Regions from separate parts of the Homo sapiens genome. Here region 1 is linked to region 2. A link is an interaction called in ENCODE POLR2A ChIA-PET data of the cell type or tissue named here. Cell type or tissue: PC-9. All regions are shown on one strand. Links, peaks and the distances in the headings refer to the core of each region. The heading gives the core; the rest is flanking DNA.

Region 1 (11,172 bases), core at 2,189-10,188, 280 kb after region 2:
CCACTGTCCAATCTAGGAGGCCTCCTCCTCTGATTCCAGTTCTGGGCCCCCTGCAGGAATAAGGTCCTTCAGAATCCTTATCCCCAGCCTGATTCCTACCACTCCTGAAAGGCCAGGTCTGCTGAGAAGAACTCACAGAATTATAATAAAAGATAGTTGCCAGCCGGGCACGGTGGCTCATGCCTGTAATCCCAGCACTTTGGGAGGCTGAGGAAGGGGGATCATTTGAGGTCAGGAGTTCAAGACCAGCCTGGCCAACATGGCAAAATCCCGTCTCTACTAAAAATACAAAAATTAGCCGGGCATGGTGGCATGTGCCTGTAGTCCCAGCTACTCTAGAGGCTAAGGCAAAAGAATCACTCGAAACTGGGAGGCAGAGGTTACAGTGAGCTGAGATCATGCCACTGCTCTCCAGCCTGGGCAACAGAGCAAGATCCTGTCTCAAAAAAATATATATGTATATGTATATGTATATGTATATGTATATGTATATTTATATGTATATGTGTATATATATATACACATACATACATACATATATATATATATATATGTATATATATGGTTGCCATTCTCTAAGCACTTATTATGTGTCAGGCACTTCCCACTCTAATATTGGCAGCCTCTTCCTAAGGCTAGATTCTTACTTTATGAGACTAAAAAAGCTAAAGTGACTTGCCCAAGGTCATCCCACCAGGAAGACAAAGCCCAGATCTTGCCTGACTCCAAAGTCCTTGTTTGTTTCCCTGGACCCACTGGCCCAATTGCACAGCCAGAGCCTGAGATTCTCAGAGCTTGTGGCTAGCTGCCCCCACCTTGCTGCTGCCTGCTTTGCAGACGTTGCCCACTTGTGATCTGGGCAGAAGTGTTGCTCTGCTGCCACGTGGCTCCTCTGTCCCGGGCATCTTTCTCAGATGGTGGAGCACAGGGGATGAGAGAAGGTGGAGAGGCCCTTGGTTGTGTCATGTTCCTGGACCTTGGCCAGTCCAGTGTGGCAAGCCTTCTGCTGCATGCTGTTGGGCAGCCTGGTGCCCTGGATGGGGAGAGAGAGGCTCTGGCATCACTAGCCCTGGCATCTGCTCCAGAATCCATCACTTTTTGGTTATGTGACTTGGGTTGATCCTTGAACCTCGATAAGCCTCCCTGGGACAATAATGCCTGGCTGTAGGGCTGCCATGGGGACAAAATGAGGTCCTGGTTGTTAAATTCCAAGTGGTTTCTGGCATACGGTAGGAGGATTTTTCTGCCCCTTTCCTCTGTGGAGCTGAGCACCAGTGGACAAACAGGCACACCTCTTTCATTTGATTATTAGTCTTAATCCTTAAATTTATAAAGTTCCTTTCATGTTTTTAAATCTCACTGAATTCTCACAGTGTCCCCTTGAAGCAGACTCTGGAGTCAGACTGGCTGGGTTCAAATCCTGCTTCACTTAGCTGAGTGACCTTGGGCAAATCACTTTCTCTTTCTGTGCCTCAGTTTCCTCATTTTTAAAACAGTGACAAGAATTTCTGGAGGTGGATATTGGTTTTATGGGGCCTGAAGGTTACGATTTGGAGGACCCTCTTTAAGAATAGAATACACACTCGGTTACGGTGGCTCACGCCTGTAATCACAGCACTTTGGGAAGTTGAGGTGGGAGGATCACTTGAGGCTTCAGGAGTTCAAGATCAGCCTGGTCAACACAGTGAGACCTCATCTCTACCAAAAAAAAAAAATTAGCCAGTGTGGTGGGGCATATCTGTAGTCCCAACTACTTGAGAGGCTGAGGCAAGAGGATGGTTTGAGCCCAGGACTTCAAGGCTACAGTGAGTTATGACTGTGTTACTGCCCTCCTGCCTTGCTCTAGACAGAGCAAGACTCTGTCTAAAAAAAAACGAAAAAACCCCACACACAAAACCTCCCCTTAGACCCTGAATATTTATATTTATTTGATCAATGTGGTCAATGGGAACCCTTTCAAGCTGGTGTCTGTGTCATTTTGGCCTGCTTCCATAATTCCTGGAACACTTGCTTTCTGGTATAGCAAGATATCAACTTTTCCAGCCCCTGGAATCAACCAATACTCCAAAGAGCTCTGATTTAATCTTTTAGTGGAAAATAATATTTAGAAAGCATGAAGTAGGCACTAGAATCATACTAAAAAACCAAGAACTGGCCGGGCACGGTGGCTCACACCTGTAATCTGGACTTTGGGGGCTGCAGTGGGTGAGCTGCTTGAGCCCAGGAGCTCAAGACCAGCTTGGAAACATGGTGAAACCCCATCTCTACAAAAAAATACAAAAATTAGCTAGGTAGGTAGTGCACACCTATAGTTCCAGCTACTCGAAAGACTAAGGTGGGAGGATTGCTTGAATCCAGGAGGGCAAGGCTGCAGTGAGCTGTGATCATGCCACTGCACTCTAGCCTGGGCAACAGAGTGAGACCCTGACTAAAAATAGATAAATAAATAAAAATCAGGCGTGGTGGCTCACGCCTGTAATCCCCAGCACTTTGGGAGACCAAGACAGGCAGATCACCTGAGGTCAGGAGTTCGAGACCAGCCTGGCCAACATGGTGAAATCTTGTTTCTTCTAAAAATACAAAAATGAGTCAGACATGGTGGCATGCCCCTGTAGTCCCAGCTACTAGAGAGGCTGAAGCGGGAGGATAGCTTGAACCTGGGAGGCAGAGGTTGCAGGGAGCCAAGATAGTGCCACTGCACTCCAGACTGGGCAACGGAGTGAGACCTTGTCTCAAAATAATAATAATAATAATAGGGCTGGATGTGGGGGTTCACACCTGTAATCCCAGCACTTTGGGAGGCCGAGGCGGATGGATCACCTGAGGTCAGGAGTTCGAGACCAGCCTGGCCAACATGGCAAAACTCCATCTCTACTAAACATACAAAAATCAGCTGGGTATGGTGGTGCACGCCTGTAGTCCCAGCTTTTCGGGAGGCTGAGGTAGGAGAATCGCTTGAACCCAGGAGGCAGAGGTTTCAGTGAGCTGAGATCATGCCACTGCAGCCTAGACTGGGTGAGACACAGTGAGACTCTTTCTAAAAATACTAATAATAAATAAAAATAAATAAATAAAAGAAACCACCTGGGCATGGTGGCTCACGCCTGTAATCTCAGCACTTTGGGAAGCTGAGGTGGCCGGATCACTTGAGGCCAGGAATTTGAGACCGGCCTGGCCAACATGGTAAAACTGTCTCTACTAAAAATACAAAAATTAGCCAGACATGGTGGTGCATACCTGTAATCCCAGCTACTTGGGAGGCTGAGGCAGGAGAATCGCTTGAACCTGGGAAGCGGAAGTTGCAGTGAGCCAAGATCCCACCACTGCACTCCAGCCTAGGCGACAAGAGTGAGACTGCGTCTCAAAAAAAAAAAAAAGAAGAAGAAACCAGAACTGTTCATTGTTATGAGGGTCACTACTCCCAGTCCTTCCTAGAGCTAATGAATGTGTACACACACACACACACACACACACACATTTACAATTATATTTATTTCTATAATTATACATACTAAACAACATGAATTCAGACTATCATCTCCAATTCCAAGCTCATATCATGGGGTTCATTCTAGTTTTTGCCCCTTGTGTATTTATACTTCCTGTCTTTCACACCGAGGAATCTGGTGTCCATTATTCTTGATTTATCTTTTTTTTTTTTTTTTGAGACAGGGTCATGCTGTATCCCCCAGCTGCTGGAGCGCAGTGGAGTGATCTTGACTCACTGCAACCTCTGCCTCAGGGTTCAAGTGATTCTTTTTTTTTTTTTTTTTTTTGAGACGGAGTCTCACTGTCACCCAGGCCCAGAGGCCCAATCTCGGCTCACTGCAACCTCCGCCTCCCAGGTTCAAACAATTCTCCTGCCTCAGCCTCCTGAGTAGCTGGGACTACAGGCGCCTGCCACCAAGCCCAGCTGATTTTTCGTATTTTTTAGTAGAGATGGGGTTTTACCATTTTGGCCAGGCTGGTCTCGAACTCCTGACCTCATGATCTGCCCGCCTTGGCCTCCCAAAGTGCTGAGATTACAGGCATGAGCCACCGCACCCAGCTTTTTTTTTTTTTTTTTTTGAGATGGAGTTTTGCTCTTCTTGCCCAGGCTGGCGTGCAATGGCACAATCTCGGCTCGCTACAACTTCCACCTCCCAGATTCAAGAGATTCTCCTGCCTCGGCCTCCCAAGTAGCTGGGATTACAGGTTCCCACCACTATGCCTGGCTAAGTTTTTGTATTTTTAGTAGAGATGGGGTTTCACCATGTTAGGCAGGCTGGTCTCGAACTCCCGACCTCAGGTGATCCACCTGCCTCAGCCTCCCAAAGTGATAAGATTACAGGCGTGAGCCACTGCACCCAGCCTAAGTGATTCTTCTACCTCAGCCTCCCGTGTAGCTGGGATTACAGGCGCACACCACCACACCCAACTAATCTTTGTATTTTTAGTAGAGATGGTGTTTCACCATGTTGGCCGGGCTGCTCTTGAACTCTGGGCCTCAAGTGATCCACTTGCCTCGGCCTCCTAAAGTGCTGGGATTACAGGCATGAAATACCACATCCAGCTACTTTTTTTTTTTTTCCTTTGTTTGAGACAGGGTCTGGCTTTGTCACCCACGCTGAAGTGCAGTGGCGTGATCACAGCTCACTGCAGCCTTGACCTCCCAGGCTCAAGTGATTCTCCCATCTCAGCCTTCTGAGTAGCTGGGATTACAGGCTCCCACTGCCATGCCCCGCTAATTTTTTTTTTTATACTTTGAGTTCTAGGGTACATGTGCACAACGTGCAGGTTTGTTACATATGTATACATGTGCCATGTTGGTGTGCTGCACCCATCAACTCGTTATTTAACTCCGCTAATTTTTAAATTGTTTTGTAGAGACAGGGTTTTGCTGTGTTGCTATGTTTTGCAAGTGTTGGGATTACAGGCATGAGCCTCCGCAGTCGGCCTGGATCTGCTTCTTGTTCCACACATAAACTTGTTTCTTTCACTGCTCACATACTTCCAGTTGTCCTGGGAATCATTTATATTGGGATAAGACTTCTGATCCTGTACAGCAAGGGTCATGAGGTACAGCAAATGGTAGGAATATTCCTGGAAGCCCTTTCCACACACCAGGACAGCTCACAATGACTTAACTATACACAAAAGTGACTGCCAGCCACCCAGCTATATCCCACCAAATCAATCCAAACTGAGTGTATTTCCAACTCAACTTCACCTTAGCTGGATCACCAAATCCTCATGGCATCTCTGATATCACCTGATTCAAGGGAAAGTGAGATAGAGTGGGAAGAAATAGTAGTCTTAACCAATTGCAATTTTAGAATTTTGCTTTTGCATGTTAAAAGAAAAAAAAATATGTATTTGACGCTATGAAGACATTGCTGGGGTTGCTCCCAGTGCCTAGGATGGGCCCGTGCAAGTGCAAGGCCCTGCCCTCAAGAGCCCTCAGTCTGAGGGAGAAGACACAGATCAACTCCAGGAATCTCTAATCTAAAGGGAGAAGTCTCTAGTCTGAAGTGGGGAACACGCAATTCCAACCAAAAGAGAAACCTAAAGGAAAAAAGGAAAGAAGAAGGCGTCAACTGTGTCAAATGCACCTGAGAAGTTGAGTAAGATAATAGTGGTTCATTGGCTTTGGCAATATGTAGCACTGTAACCATATCAGAGCCTTTAAAAAATAGACTAGAACAGGCCGGGCGCAGTGGCTCATGCCTGTAATCCTAGCGCGTTGCGAGGCCGAGGCAGGTGGATCACTTGAGGTCAGGAGTTTGAAACGAGCCTGGCCAACATGGTGAAAACCCCTCTACTAAAAATACAAAAAAAAATTAGTTAGGCGTAGTGGTGCCTGTAATCCCAGCTACTTGGGAGGCTGAGAATCACTTAAACCTGGGAGGCAGAGGTTGCAGTGAGCTGAGATCGTGTCACTGCACTCCAGCCTGGGCAACAGAGTGAGACTTGGTCTAAAAAAAAAAAGAAGAATAGATAGACTAGAATATACTGTAGAGAGATGGGAGGTGAGGGAGTAGAAAAACAAGCAAACAAGTTTGCTGCAAATGAGAGCTGAAAATTGGAGAGGTAGCAGCAGAAGAAAGTGGGGCCATGGAATAATAATATAAAAACAGGGCTGGGCATGGTGGCTCACACCTGTAATCCCAGCACTTTGAGAGGCTGAGGCAGGAGGAGTGCTTGAGACCAGGGTTTGAGACTTAGCCTGGGCAACACAGACTCCATCTCTACCAAAAAACAAAAAACAAAAAACAAAAAAAAAAAAACAGCAGGGCGTGGTGATGTGAGCCTGTAGTCCCAGCTACTCTGGAGGCTGAAGTGGGGAAGATGGCTTGAGTCCAGGAGTTCAAGGCTGCCGTAAGCCAAGATGGTGCCACTGCACTCCAGCTTGGGTGACAATGCAAGAACCCCATCTCTAAAAACAAACAAAAAGATATTAAAGCGTGTTTGTAAATTGAAGGGAAGAAGAAAGATATTTGTGATGCATAAGCTAAAAAAAGGGATAATTAACAGGGATAGAGTTCCTGAAAAGACTAAGATGATGAGATTCATTGCACAAGTGGAGGGATTAGCTTGGATGGCTGGGTCCTGTCCCCGCATTAACAGAAGTGAAGGTCAATTTCAGCACCTGTCATAATTTCCTGGGCCCAGTGCAAAATGAAAATGTGGGTCTCCTTATTCCAAAATTATTAAGAATTTCAAGACTATAACAGAAGGCCATGAAATCAAGCGTGGAGCCTTTCTAAGCCTGGGTGCTGTGCGACTGCAATTTGTACTCCCATGAAGCTGGCCCTAGTCAAGTACGCAGTGAGGTCGATGAGGAGGAGGCTGTCCTGTGGTAAGTCCCTTCTAGGATTGGAAGAGATGAGTAAGGCTACTTTCAGCTTCACTGCTCTACAAGCTGGGGGGGTCGCTAGCAAGGGAGAGGGGCAAAACTTGTCCCTTTTTAACTTCCAACCCTGCCAGATTTGAGTCCAGGGCTTTCTAGAAGTCTCCACGGCATCGGGTGACCATAGCAACTCATGCCAAACTCTCGGGCCCACGGCTCCGCCTACCGCTTCGTGGACGCGCTTGTTGATTGGCTCCGAATGTCGACCAATGGTCGGCGAAGCGGGTTGCTTGCCGCACGGTCAATGGCCGCAAACCGGGAGGAAGGCGGGAAGAGAGGAGGTGGAGGCGGGCCTGGGCAGCCGCGCGCGTGCGTGTTTCCGGCTCCGCTGCGGAAGGCGGACGACTAGAGTCGTTGGGCCCGGCGCGACCCGCAGGAGCGTAGAGAGCGCGGGACTAGAGTGCAGAGCTCCGGGACGTGGATCGGAGCCGGCGCGATGGGCGGAGAGCAGGAGGAGGAGCGGTTCGACGGCATGTTGCTGGCCATGGCTCAGCAGCACGAGGGCGGCGTGCAGGAGGTAACGGCCCGCGCGGCGTCGGCCCACCCGGCGGCCTTGGCCACGCTCCTTCCGCCCTTCTCTGCCTTCGAGGGCTGAGACCCACCCCAGCGGCTCGCGGGCTTCTGGGATGCCCCTACATTCTCACTGCGCCCAGCTTCCGGCCTGGCCACCCGCCAGCAGGTCTCACCCGGTTCGCATCAGTCCCGGGCCCCCGGCGCCCCTCAGTAGTAGCAAATTATCGCATCCCTGAGCTTAGGATCCCCCTTTAGTTTCACATATGCCCCCACCCCCGTTTCCACTTTGATGGCGGCTTCCAAGGAGCATCCCTTAGTAAGAACCGTCGCAAATATCGTGATTTGGATCCACCAAGGCTTGGGGCGAGCCGTCGAATGTGTGTGGTAGGGGAGCGGGCTGATGTTAGCACGTGGTCTTGTTAGGCCTTGAATGGGGGAATAGGAGGCCTGTGTTCACGATTAGTTTCCACCACCTACCAACTTGGAACCTTTACATCTCTCCAAGCCTGAGTTTCCTTATCTGTGAGACAGCTGCGAATACCGGTTTCCAGAGAGTAGTTAAGAACCGTAAGTTCTCAGTAATAAGGCTTTTTCATTCAACAAGTATTTGTCGTGTGATTGATGTGTGTCCCACACTCGACAATAAGGGCCAACTGTTACAGATTCTGGAGTTGGTTTTTTTGGAACAAACACAAAGTTAACGGTAGAAAAGTCTGTCAGGATCAGAACTCTCATTCTCAGAGCCAGAGAAGTGGCAAGGATTTGCCTAGATCATGCAACATGGTTCTCACCTAGACAGGTCAGTGTGCTTCCCAGAGTCCATGGCTGATTGTGTCTTACTGGAGGTAGGTTTCCATTGAACTTTCTATTCCTATGTAACCTAGGTGTCTGGTGACCAAGGACTTCTAAGCCCTTTGTGGTGGGGAGAGTGTTTCTCATTTGCAAGTGTGAAAAGCCTTCCTGTCTCCATTCCTCTAAACTGTTCGCACAAAACTGGATTTGGGAGCGAGTTCATTTTTGAGCAAATTGAAAAACTGTCTAGAAGCAAGAACGGAAACCATTGAGATATGTTCTAGCATCAGATTTAATCAGATTTAGACCCACTCTTGGGCAAATAAAGGGTTTGTGTGTGCTGACCTTGAGTCACCACTAGATTGTTTCATTCAGCAAGAATTTTACTGATTATGTACCTTTAGCCATATCTGGTGCCCAGCATTGCAGGTGGCAGACAGACTAAGCCATGGTTCATGGTTCCTATTTGTAAGGTGTTTACCCTCTGCCAGTGGGTCTCTTGCTCTGTGCCATACATTGCTAAAGGCCTCACCTCCTTGACCTCATGATCCTCACCAGGTCCCTAGAAATAGGTACTGCATCTTATTCCTGTTGTACAGAGTTAAGAAACTTCTGCAAAGTCAAAAGGTAATATATGTCCATCTGATACTCAAACCGTTGGCTACACTTGTACTCCAGCCAGAATTAATCCATCTTATCCTCCTTTGAAGTGGCTTCATTTGCTCTCCTCCTTCTTGCTTTGACCCGGTAACTTAGCCAGTGTCTTTTTTTTTGTTTAGACAAGAGTCTCTCACCCAGGCTGGAGTGCGGTGGCACGATCTTGGCTCACTGCAACCTCTGCTTCCCGGGTTCAAGTGATTCTCTGCCTCAGCCTCCCAAGTAGCTGGGATTACAGGTGCCCACCACCTGTAATCTAGCTAATTTTTGTGTTTTTAGTAGAGACGGGGTTTCACCATGTTGGCCAGGCTGGTCTTGAACTCCTGACCTCAAGTGACCCGCCCACCTGAGCCTCCTGAAGTACTGGGATTATAGGTGTGAGCCAGTGTCTTGATGGGCTTTTTACTTTCTGGAGAGGAAAGCTGGGCCCAGGCTTTTCATGCCCTGGATGCAGAGGAGTGTTCCATACGCTTAGGCTGCTTCTAGCATCACAAGGAAAGTGAAAGGCGCACACACACACAGGATATGAGAAATCTGCTTCATGGTGGAAGTGACTAAGAGAACCTGCTGGGGAGATAATCTCCTCAGTTGGGAAGCTCAGAGGAAAAATAGTCAAGTCCCAAGTTCCCTCCTAGACAAAACAAGTTGACTTGTGTGCAGTTGAAGGGCTCCCAAATGCAGCTCTACTACTTTAATCTTCTCCCCCTCTTTCAGCTTGTGAACACCTTCTTCAGCTTCCTTCGACGCAAAACAGACTTTTTCATTGGAGGAGAAGAAGGGATGGCAGAGAAGGTAAGTGTTGGAAACCACTGTCCTTTGGGCGGCTCTGTCTCTTCAGAAGAAAAGCTCACCTGGCCTTTCTTTGGCATAATAGTAACTTTCAGCAGAAGCGAAATGCCAAAGGTGAGGAATTGGGGAAGGGAAGGAAGCTGTCATTTCTTCAAGCTCCACTCCTTGCTCAGCCCTCTATCTACCTTATTTCCCATGACTTTTGCAGTTCTACAAGAGGGGCAGGTGTTAACTATCCCCATTGAGGAAATTGGCTCAAGAGAATTTTGCACCTTATCCAAAGTCTTGAGCTGAGCTGTGGGAGAACCAGGGTTGAAACCAGTCTGTTGTAAACCTGTCCTCTGCCCCGACACAGTGCCTCTCAGTTCCTTTTCCAATGAGGAGGTTTTATTTATTTATTTATTTTCTGAGACAGAGTCTTGCTTTGTCACCCAAGCTGAAGCGCAGTGGCGCAATGTCGGCTCACTGCAACTTTCGCCTCCTGGGTTCAAGCAATTCTCCTGCCTCAGCCTCCTGAGTAAGTGGGATTACAGGCGCCCGCCACCACACCTGGCTAATTTTTGTATTTTGATAGAGACGAGGTTTCATCATATTGGCCAGGCTGGTCTCGAACTCCTGACCTCATGATCCACCCGCCTCGGCCTCCCAAAGTGCTGGGATTACAGGTATAAGCCACTGTGCCTGGCCAGGAGGTTTTATTTTTACTTTTATTTATTTTATTTTATTTTATTTTTTGAAATGGAGTCTCATTCTGTTGCGCAGGCTGGAGTGCAGTGGCATAATCTAGGCTCACTGCAACCTCCGCCTCCTGGGTTTAAGTGATTCTTGTGCCTCAGCCTCCCAAGTAGCTGGGATTACAGGCAGGCGCCACCATGCCTGGCTAATTTTTGTATTTTTAGTAGAGATGAGGTTTCACCATGTTGGCCAGGCTGGTCTCGAACCCCTGACCTCAAGTGATCCACCCACCTCGGCCTCCTAAAGCGCTGGGAGTACAGGTGTGAGCCACTGCACCCGGCCTGAGGAGGTTTTAACTAATAACCTAGGAGATGAGACTGGGCAAATATTAGAAACTGATGCTTAGAAATAAATTTAGAAGGCCGGGCGCGGTGGCTCACGCCTGTAATCCCAGCACTTTGGGAGGCCGAGGCTGGCGGATCACGAGGTCAGGAGATCGAGACCATGCTGGCTAACACGGTGAAACCCCGTCTCTACTAAAAACACAAAAAATTAGCCAGGCGAGGTGGCGGGCGCCTGTAGTCCCGGCTACTCTGGAGGCTGAGGCAGGAGAATGGCGTGAACCCCGGGGGGCGGAGCTTGCAGTGAGCCGAGATCGCGCCATTGCACTCCAGCCTGGGCAACAGTGAGACTCCGTCTCAAAAAAAAAAAAAAAAAAAAAAGAAATAAATTTAGAAATACTCAGAGGCATGTCTTCCCAGATGCTGTGACTCAGAGTTTAAGGATTTCTGTTTTGTAGTATTGATTCTGAGACCTTGAACTTCTTTCTGATTCCTTAAAGTTGTAATTATACTTTT
Region 2 (11,172 bases), core at 1,683-9,682:
TTATGCCTGGCTAATTTTCGTATTTTTAGTAGAGGCGGGGTTTTACCATGTTGGTCAGGTTGGTCTTGAACTCGTGATATCGCGATCCGCCCACCTCGGCCTCCCAAAGTGCTGGGATTACAAGCGTGAGCCACCATGCCTGGCCTATACTTAGTAAATACTTTCTAAGTGGCAAGTTGCAATTCAAATGTCACTTTTTACATGAATCTTTTTTTTTTTTTTTTTTTTTTTGAGACGGAGTCTTGCTCTGTCGCCCAGGCTGGAGTGCCGTCGTGGCGCCATCTCAGCTCACTGAAACCTTGGCCTCCCAGGTTCACGTGATTCTCCTGCTTCAGCCTCTTGAGTAGCTGGGATTATAGGCACCCACCACCGTGCTCAGCTAGTTTTTTTTTTTTTTTTTTTTTTTTTTTTTTTAGTAGAGACAGAGTTTCACCATGTTGGCCAGGCTGACCTCAAGTGACTTGCCTACCTCGGCCTCCCAAAGTGCTAGGATTATAGGCATGAGCCACCGTGCCCGGAATGAATCCTTTCATGACTCCCAGAGGCAGAATTCAACGTATCTACCACTGAATTCACATAGCTCAGAGTTACATTACAAAGTGCTATAAAAATAATGGTTTCTGATCAGGCATGATGGCTCACACCTGAAATCCCAGCACTCTGGGAGGCCAAGGTGGGAGAATCTCCTGAGCCCAGGAGTTTGAGACCAGCTTGGGCAATCTTGTCTCTACAAAAGAAAAAAAAATTTAATTAAAAAATTAGCTGAGCTTAGTGGCGTGCACCTGCTGGGGTGCCTACTGGGGTGCCTACTCCCCACCTACTGGGGAGGCTGAGGTGGGAGGATTGCTTGAGCCCGGGAGGTTGAGGCTGCAGTGAGCCAAGATCATGCTACTATACTCTAGCCTGTGTGACAGAGTGACATTCTGTCTCAAAGAAAAAAAAATAAGTTTCTTTAATAATGTGGTGTAATATTTTGATTGCAAGCAACAGAAAAATCATCTCCAACTATCTTAAACAATTAAGAGAATTTAGTCATCAGCTGAAAATTCAGGCAAAGCTTTGTCCTCAGTGTTAAGGCTCGATGATGTTACCAAAGACCTGGTTTCTTTCCATTTCTCCTTCTGAAATATTTGATATTCCTGTGTGTGTGTGTGTGTGTGTGTGTGTGTGTGTGTGTGTGTTTTGGAGACAGAGTCTCGCTCTGTCGCCCAGGCTGGAGTGCAATGGCGCAATCTTAGCTCACTGCAACCTCTGCCTTTGGTGTTCAAGCGATTCTCCTGCCTTAGCCTCCTGAGTAGCTGGGATTACATGTGCCCACCACTGCGGCCAGCTAATTTTTGTATTTTTAGTAGAGACGGGGTTTCACCATCTTGGCCAGGCTGGTCTTGGACTCCTGACCTCGTGATCCACCCGCCTTGGCCTCCCAAAGTGCTGGGATTACAGGCGTGAGCCACTGTGCCCAGCACCTAGATTTGTTCTTTTGTGACGTCAGTATGATTACAGCAGCTTCTAGAAGGGCCATCTGTGTTTTCTTCACCTCAAATAGGAAGATAATATCTCTCAAGGAAACTCCTTCAGAATAACAAGAAAGTATGCTTTCCAGAAGCCCCAGCAAAGGTCTTTTTATATCTCACTGGCCTGAATTAAGGTCACCTGTTCATCACTGATCTAGTCAATGTCTATGGGGATAAGCGTGTGCCGGGCTTAAGCCAAGTTACCCCTGGATGTAAGAGTGGAGTCAGCTTCCTTATGTGGTTACACGTAAGAGAATACGCATCCTGTTACTAAGAGGAAAGAGAAAGACTGTTGGGCAGTCAAAACCAACAAAAATCCACTGCATGATGCTGACCACATTCAACTACTTCTGTATTAATACCTTGATTAGTACACTAATGAAAATTTCTGTATAAATTAATGTTCACACAAAAACTTGTACATGAACATTCATGGCATCAGTATTTTTTGTTTGTGTGTCCATTTTTTAACTCAAAGACTTTGTTTTATTACAGTACATAGACTGGGATCGATGGGAAGATGTAGATGTCGTGGGCAACCATGGTTAGCATCGTTAGCCCATCCCCATCGTCATGAATGTATCAAAGATGCCTCTACTCTGCATCATGGTTTTCCCAATGCCGCCCATCACCTCCTGATCCTGCATCCCAATCCTGAGACAGAGGGTGCTGAGGAGCACCGTGGCCACCATGGCCACTGTTCAACCCATTATCAAAGCCTATCTCCATGCAGTCAAAGCAGCCTGGCTGAGACTGTCCCTAGGGACCCACAACCACTGGCATCTCGCTCTCAGCCTTGGTCGCTCAGCTCTCCATAGCATTGAATTCATAATAGCCAAAAAGTGGAAACAATTCTAGGGTCCATCAGCTGATGGATAAACAAAATGTGACATAGCCACAAAATGGAATATTATTCAGCAATAAAAACGAGTGAAATACTGATACCTGCTATAACATGCATGGAACTGAAAACATTATGCTAAGTGAAAGAAGCCAGTCACACCAGGCCACAAATTGTGTGACTTATTTTATATAAAATATGTACAAAGTAGATTAGTGATCACCAGAGGCTAAAGGAATAGGGTTTAGGGCATGACTGCTAATGAGTAGAGGGTTTTCTTTGGGGGTGAAAGAATGTGCTGGAATTAGGTAGTGGTGTGAATATACTCAAATCACTGGATTGTGCACTTTATTTTATTTATTTATTTTTGAGACAGAGTCCCAGTGAGTTGCCCAGGCTGGAGTACAGTGGCGTGCTATTGGCTCACTGCAACCTCTGCCTCCTGGGTTCAAGTGATTCTCGTGCCTCAGCCTCCCAAGTAGCTGGGATTACAGGCATGTGCCACCATGTCCGGCGAATTTTTGCATTTTTAGTAGAGACAGGATTTTCCATGTTGGTCAAGCTGGTCTCAAACTCGTGGCCTCAAGTGATCTGCCTGCCTCAACCTCCCAAAGTGGTGGGATTACAGGCGTGAGCCACCGCGACTGGCCCTCTTTTTTTTTCTTTTTTTTTTTGAGACGGAGTTTCGCTCTTGTTGCCCAGGTTGGGGTGCAATGGTGCAATCTTGGCTTACCGCAACCTCTGCCTCCCAGGTTCAAGCCATTCTCCTGCCTCAGCCTCCCAAGTAGCTGGGATTACAGGCATGCGCCACCATGCCTGGATAATTGTTTTTGTATTTGTAGTAGAGACGGGGTTTCTCCATGTTGGTCAGGCTGGTCTCAAAGTCTCAACCTCAGGTGATATGCCAGCCCTGGGCTCCCAGAGCGCTGGGATTACAGGTGTGAGCCACCGCACCTGGCCCAGGCTCTCTTTCTTAAATTAGCAATGCACATGAATGCAGACCAGCATCTTTGCAGCTAAGAACTAAAAGTACATTTGAAGATTATTCTTTAGTTGGTTTATTTTGTGATTTGTCACTTGCATAGATGCCATTTGGTCACATATCATTACAGAATTGAACTGATTAGTCCATGTTTTCCTCATTTCCATAGTATTTATTTTACTGATTTACCTGCAAAAAATTGCTTTCATTTCCTTTTCAACTTTGAAAGCAAAGAGTTCAGCTACAGCTTTGAATTAGTTTTGTCTGATTACTGCTTATAATATTTACATTGTTTTAAAAACACTATTACCTTGTTTTTTGTTTTTGTTTTTTTGAGACAGAGTCTCACTCTGTTGCCTAGGCTGGAGTGCAATGGCATTGCCTGGGCTCACTGCAACCTCCGCCTCCCGGGTTCAAGCGATTCTCCTGCCTCAGCCTCCCAAGTAGCTGGGATTACAGGCGCCTGCCACCACACCTGGCTAATTTTTGTATTTTTAGTAGAGATGGGGTTTCACCATCTTGGCCAGGCTGGTCTCGAACTCCTGACCTCGTGATCTGCCCGCCTCAGCCTCCCAAAGTGCTGGGATTACAGGCGTGAGCCACTGCGCCCAGCCCTTTTTCCTCTTTTTCATGTCAGACAGGTAATGTGCCAACATCATAACAATGTTTGTGGATGGCACATTTCACACATCCATGTGAATGCCCAATCATCATGCTTATGAACTACAAAATGATCTGATTATTTCTTTATAATTAAAGGTAAATATTTTTGGCAAAAATACTATATAAGTGGCCACTTGTTCAATAAAGAATGTGCTCAGGCCAGGCTCAGTGATTCACACCTGTAACCCTAGCACTTTGGGATGCTTAAGCTCTGGAGTTCAAGACCAGCCTGGGGAACATAGTGAAATCTCATCTCTACAAAAAGTACAAAAATTTGGCTGGTAGGGTAATCCTAGCACTTTGGGAGGCCGAGGCGGGCAGATCATTTGAGGCCAGAAGTTCGAGACCAGCCTGGCCAACATGACAAAACCCCGTCTCTACTAAAAATACAAAAATTATCTGGGTGTGGTGGCACATGACTGTAGACCCAGCTACTTGGGAGGCTGAGGCACGAGAATCCCTTGAACCTGGGGGGCGGAGGTTGCAGTGAGCTGAGATCATGCCATTGCACTCCAGCCTGGGCGACAGAGCAAGACTCTGTCTCAAAAAAAGAAAGAAAAAATTACAAAAATTAACCGGGTGTGGTGGCTCACACCAGTAGTCCCAGCTACTAGGGGGCAGGCTGAGGCAGGGGATCACCTGAACTTGGGAGATCAAGACTACAGTGAGCCGAGATTGTGCCACTGCACTCCATCCTGGGTGACAATGTAAGACCCTGTCTCAAAAAAAAAAAAAAAAAAAGAGTGTGCTCAAAGGGTAATCAGCCACTTGCTCTGTCCCTGATATCCCTCCCAATTCTTCACTGCTAGCCGTTTGTTCATCTACCAAACATTTGCCAAAGAGGCCTTTAAAAATTTATTACAGGCCGGGTGTGGTGGCTCATGCCTGTAATCCTAGCACTTTAGGAGGCCGAGGCGGGTAGATTGCCTGAGGTCAGGAGTTCAAGACTAGTCTGGCCAACATGGTGAAACCCCGTCTCTATTAAAAATACAAAAAAAGGGCCAGGTGCGGTGGCTCACACCTGTAATCCCAGCACTTTGGGAGGCCGAGACGGGCGGATCACGAGGTCAGCAGTTCGAGACCAGCCTGACCAACATGGTGAAACCCCGTCTCTACTAAAAATACAAAAAAATTAGCTGGGCGTGGTGGTGGGCGCCTGTAATCCCAGCTACTTGGGAGGCTGAGGCAGGAGAATCTCTTGAAACCGGAAGGTGGAGGTTGCAGTGAGCCGAGATTGCACCACTAGCCTAGGCAACGAGGCAACGAGAGCAAAACTCCGTTTCAAAAAAAAAAAAATACAAAAACAATTAGCCGGGCATGGTGGCGTGCACCTGTAATCCCAGCTACTCAGGAGGCTGAGGCAGGGGAATTGCTTGAACCAGGGAGGTGGAGGTTGCAGTGAGCCGAGATCGCGCCAGTGTACTCCAGCCTGGGTGACAGAACGAGCTCAAAAAAACAAAAAAAAGTATTACAGCTTGGATAACATAATGAGACCCTGTCTGTACAAAAACTACAAAAATTAGCTGGGTGTGGTGGTGTGTGCCTGTAGTCCCAGCTACTCAGAAATCGGAGGTGAACAGATTGCTTGAGCCCAGGAAGTTGAGGCTGCAGTGAGCTATGATCACACCGCTGCACTTCAACCTGGGTGACAGAGCAAGACCCTGTCTCAGAAAAAAAAAAAAAAAAAGTGTATTGTCTATTTTCACTTTTCTTTAGCCCACCCCCAAGCTTCAAAACTTTTTTTCTGTGTACAAAAATACAAATATTGGTTTGAAGACTATACTTTCAGGGATCATTTCTTCTTTGTTTTCGAGACTGAGTCTTGCTCTATCGCCCAGGCTGGAGTGCAGTGGCACAACCTTGGCTCACTGCAACCACCTCCGCCTCCCAGGTTCAAGTGATTCTCATGCCTCAGCCTCCTGAGTAGCTGAGACTACAGGTGCCCACCACCATGCCCAGCTCATTTTTGTATTTTTAGTAGAGATGGGGTTTTACCATGTTGGCCAGGCTGGTCTTGAACTCCTGACCTCAAGTGATCTGCCCACCTCAGCCTCCCAAACTGCGGGGATTACAGATGTGAGCCACCACACCTGGCCTCAGGGATCATTTCTATAGTTCGCTACAAATATTGCGTTGGAGCAGGTGAGTTTCTTGAACACAATACACTGAAAATTCCCATGCAGACCTTGAGAAATTATATTAAAGTCACATGGGTTGTCACTAATGTTTCTGGGAGATAACGGCAGCAACTAGTGAAAAAGAAGCCTTTCAAAGGATTAAAGAAATGGTTTAAATTAGTACTTTTGGAACACTGGAAGTTTCTCACTGTTGCTTTTTTTTTTTTTTTTTTTGAGACAGAGTCTTGCTCTGTCGCCCAGGCTGGAGTGCAGTGGCTCACTGCGATCTTGGCTCACTGCAAGCTCCGCCTCCCAGTTTCATGCCATTCTCCTGCCTCAGCCTCCCGAGTAGCTGGGACTACAGGTGCCTGCCACCACGCCCGGATAATTTTTTGTATTTTTAGTAGAGACAGGGTTTCACCGTGTTGGCCAGGATGGTCTCGATCTCCTGACCTCTTATCCGCCCGCCTTGGCCTCCCAAAGTGCTGGGATTACAGGCGTGAGCCACTGCGCCCGGCCATTTCTCACTATTGCTAATTTAGGAAAAAAGGAAATCCACTTTGTGATTTAGTCTTTGGTAAACTTGTATTATTCTTTTTATTTAGTTTCTCCTTTAGTTTTAGGTTACTGGTCCTTCTCTAGAGACAGTGGATATATTCACATTAAAGTTGAAGCAACTAGATAGCAACCAGCACCAGGACCATCACGCGCAGGCCAGGACCTGTGCCATGGCGTTGCTCTCAGATGCTGCTGATATTACTGATGTTGTCAGAGGTACCCTGGAGGGTGGAGCGCCCTGCCTTTGCCCGGGGAGAACCTTCTGGGGTTCCTGCCTTGGATGAGCACTCTGATCCATATGTCTCCAGGTTCCAGGAGTTGCAGAAATGCCACCAGGATCTGCAGAACACATTGCAAGACAAGGAGAGCTGGGAGGACTCAGACCCTGACCTCATCCAAAAGTGAAAAACCAATCCTGCCAAAGTGAATGTATTTTCTCTCCCCAAAGGCAGACTTGAGACCCCCAGCTTCAGGGTGGCTTCTGCCTGACTTCCAGAGCTCCAGCCAGTGCCTTTTGTCTGAAACCTCCATGTCCAGGACCCTTGGGCGGAGAAGAATCTGCTGGACACTGCTTGGGGCTGGACCCTGAGAGCGCTCACATTTGACACCCCAGAAAGCAAATAAAACAGTTGAAATATGTAAAAAAAAAAAAAAAAAAGAGCTGAAGCAACTACTAGATGGCAATTTTTTCTTGCATCCTTCCAGCTTTGTACACTTGGTCACACTTCATCTTCTCTTTTTGTTCCCCCTGAAAGAGCTGCTAACACTATTGGCTTTCTCTCTGTTTTTCTTTCCAGTCTCTACTTTTTTGGGAATATGGTTAAACAGATGCATCCTCTTCCCTTATTCTGATGAAATGTATTGCTGATGGCCTATCTGGCCACACTGCCCTCTTAATCTTTCTCAAAGGTGGCTCCTTGGTAATCACAACATTTTGCCATCTCTACCTTGGAGAGCAACTGTTAGAACCGGTTGAAGGAGTCCAGAGGAATGCTCTGAATTTGTTAGCAATTGCTTTGATTCCTTATTAAACATGATGTATGTTCAAGGTCCCTGATTTTCATAAAAATTATAGAACTGTGTAGATAAAAAGTTGTGTGTTTCTTTTGCACCACTTAACCAGTAGTGTGATCAATAAATGTTCTTTAGGCCGGGCGTGGTAGCTCACGCCTGTAATTCTAGCACTTTGGGAGACTGAGTCGGGCGGATTAGTTGAGGTCAGCAGTTCGAGACCAGCCTGGCCAACACGGTGAAATGCCATCCTTACAAAAAATACAAAAATTAGATGGGTGTGATGGTGGGTACTGGGGAGGCTGAAGCAGGAGAATCACTTGAACCCAGGAGTCAGAGGTTGCAGTGAGCCAAGATCGTGCTACTGCACTCCAGTCTAGGCAACAGAGCAAGACTCTGTCTCCAAAAAACGACAATAGGCCTGGCGTGGTGGCTCACTCCTGTAATTCCAGCCCTTTGGGAGGCCAAGCCTGGCGGATCACCTGAGGTCGGGAGTTTGAGACCAGCCTGACCAACATGGAGAAACCCCGTCTCTACTACAAATACGAAAACAATTATCCAGGCATGGTGGCACATGCCTGTAATCCCAGCTACTTGGGAGGCTGAGGCAGGAGAATGGCTTGAACCTGGGAGGCAGAGGTTGCGGTAAGCCAAGATTGCGCCATTGCACCCCAACCTGGGCAACAAGAGCGAAACTCCGTCTCAAAAAAAAAAAAAGAAAAAAGAAAAAAGAGGGCCAGTCGCAGTGGCTCATGCCTGTAATCCCACCACTTTGGGAGGTTGAGGCAGGCAGATCACTTGAGGCCACGAGTTTGAGACCAGCTTGACCAACGTGGAAAATCCTGTCTCTACTAAAAATGCAAAAATTTGCCGGACATGGTGGCACATGCCTGTAATCCCAGCTACTTGGGAGGCTGAGGCACGAGAATCACTTGAACCCAGGAGGCAGAGGTTGCAGTGAGCCAATAGCACGCCACTGTACTCCAGCCTGGGCAACTCACTGGGACTCTGTCTCAAAAATAAATAAATAAAATAAAGTGCACAATCCAGTGATTTGAGTATATTCACACCACTACCTAATTCCAGCACATTCTTTCACCCCCAAAGAAAACCCTCTACTCATTAGCAGTCATGCCCTAAACCCTATTCCTTTAGCCTCTGGTGATCACTAATCTACTTTGTACATATTTTATATAAAATAAGTCACACAATTTGTGGCCTGGTGTGACTGGCTTCTTTCACTTAGCATAATGTTTTCAGTTCCATGCATGTTATAGCAGGTATCAGTATTTCACTCGTTTTTATTGCTGAATAATATTCCATTTTGTGGCTATGTCACATTTTGTTTATCCATCAGCTGATGGACCCTAGAATTGTTTCCACTTTTTGGCTATTATGAATTCAATGCTATGGAGAGCTGAGCGACCAAGGCTGAGAGCGAGATGCCAGTGGTTGTGGGTCCCTAGGGACAGTCTCAGCCAGGCTGCTTTGACTGCATGGAGATAGGCTTTGATAATGGGTTGAACAGTGGCCATGGTGGCCACGGTGCTCCTCAGCACCCTCTGTCTCAGGATTGGGATGCAGGATCAGGAGGTGATGGGCGGCATTGGGAAAACCATGATGCAGAGTAGAGGCATCTTTGATACATTCATGACGATGGGGATGGGCTAACGATGCTAACCATGGTTGCCCACGACATCTACATCTTCCCATCGATCCCAGTCTATGCACTGTAATAAAACAAAGTCTTTGAGTTAAAAAATGGACACACAAACAAAAAATATTGATGCCATGAATGTTCATGTACAAGTTTTTGTGTGAATATTAATTTATACAGAAATTTTCATTAGTGTACTAACCAAAGTATTAATACAGAAGTAGTTGAATGTGGTCAGCATCATGCAGTGAATTTTTGTTGGTTTTGACTGCCCAACAGTCTTTCTCTTTCCTCTTAGTAACAGGATGCGTATTCTCTTATGTGTAACCACATAAGGAAGCTGACTCCACTCTTACATCCAGGGGTAACTTGGCTTAAGCCCGGCACACGCTTATCCCCATAGACATTGACTAGATCAGTGATGAACAGGTGACCTTAATTCAGGCCAGTGAGATATAAAAAGACCTTTGCTGGGGCTTCTGGAAAGCATACTTTCTTGTTATTCTGAAGGAGTTTCCTTGAGAGATATTATCTTCCTATTTGAGGTGAAGAAAACACAGATAGCCCTTCTAGAAGCTGCTGTAACCATACTGACGTCACAAAAGAACAAATTTAGGCGCCGGGCGTGGTGGCTCACGCCTGTAATCCCAGCACTTTGGGAGGCCGAGACAGGTGGATCACCTGAAGTCAAGAGTTCGAAACCAGCCTGGCCAACATGGTGAAAACTTGTCTCTACTAAAAATACAGAAATTAGCTGGGTGCGGGGTGGGTGCCTGTAATCCCAGCTACTCAGGAGGCTGAGGCAGAAGAATTGCTTGAACGCCGAAGGCGGATGTTGCAGTGAGCTGAGATTGCGCCATTGCACTCCAGCCTGGGCGACAGCGGGAGACTCTGTCTCCAACACACACACACACACACACACACACACACACACACACACACACACACACACACAAATTTAGGGATATCAAATATTTCAGAAGGAGAAATGGAAAGAAACCAGGTCTTTGGTAACATCATTGAGCCTTAACACTGAGGACAAAGCTTTGCCTGAATTTTCAGCTGATGACTAAATTCCCTTAATTGTTTAAGATATTTCGAGGCCGGGCGCAGTGGCTCACGCCTGTAATCCCAGCACTTTGGGAGGCCGAGGCGGGTGGATCACGAGGTCAGGAGATCGAGACCATCCTGGCTAACACGGTGAAACCCCGTCTCTACTAAAAATACAAAAAATCAGCCGGGCGAGGTGGTGGGCGCCTGTAGTCCCAGCTACTCCAGAGGCTGAGGCAGGAGAATGGCGTGAACCCCGGGGGGCGGAGCCTGCAGAGAGCCGAGATCGCGCCACTGCACTCCAACCTGGGCGACAGAGAAACTCCGTCTCAAAAAAAAAAAAAAAGAGATATTTCAAGATGATTTTTCTGTTGTTTGCTATAAAAATATTACACCACAATATTAACGAAAACTATTTTTTTTTTCTTTGAGACAGACTCTCATTCTGTTACACAGGCTAGAGTACAGTGGCGTGATCATGGCTCACTGCAGCCTCAACCTCCCGGGCTCAAGCAGTCCTCCCACCTCAGCCTCCCCAGTAGGTGGGACTACAGGTGCACGCCACTACGCTCAGCTAATTTTTTAATTAAATTTTTTTTCTTTTGTAGAGACAAGGTTGCCCAAGCTGGTCTCAAACTCCTCCCAGAGTGCTGGGATTTCAGGTGTGAGCCATCATGCCTGATCAGAAACCATTATTTTTATAGCACTTTATAATGTAACTCTGAGCTATGTGAATTCAGTGGTAGATACGTTGAATTCTGCCTCTGGGAGTCATGAAA

The links. ChIA-PET counts read pairs that join two places held together with the same protein. Peaks named below come from ENCODE experiments on the same cell type or tissue, not always from the same donor. Only the 100,000 strongest peaks of a DNase experiment are listed, where the experiment ranks them.
Region 1: POLR2A ChIA-PET joins it to region 2 with 13 read pairs; 2 of 35 experiments call an interaction of 5 or more read pairs at or near these places.

What each region holds. Positions count from the first base shown.
Region 1 is chr1:26,914,524-26,925,695 of GRCh38, forward strand. NUDC (nuclear distribution C, dynein complex regulator) reads left to right here and starts at 7,220. Exons shown (of 9, transcript NM_006600.4): 1 at 7,220-7,406; 2 at 9,566-9,643. The coding sequence starts at 7,326. RefSeq lists enhancers at 919-1,419, 7,247-7,366, 7,487-8,028 and silencers at 4,071-4,271, 6,967-7,116. In PC-9, for the core only: no CTCF peak of the experiment used is centred there; DNase peaks (open chromatin) are centred at 7,108 and 8,568; H3K4me3 peaks cover 2,158 bases; H3K27ac peaks cover 764 bases.
Region 2 is chr1:26,638,318-26,649,489 of GRCh38, forward strand. LOC124904813 (small nucleolar RNA U13) reads right to left here and starts at 4,072; the gene lies at 3,969-4,072. In PC-9, for the core only: no CTCF peak of the experiment used is centred there; no DNase peak of the experiment used is centred there.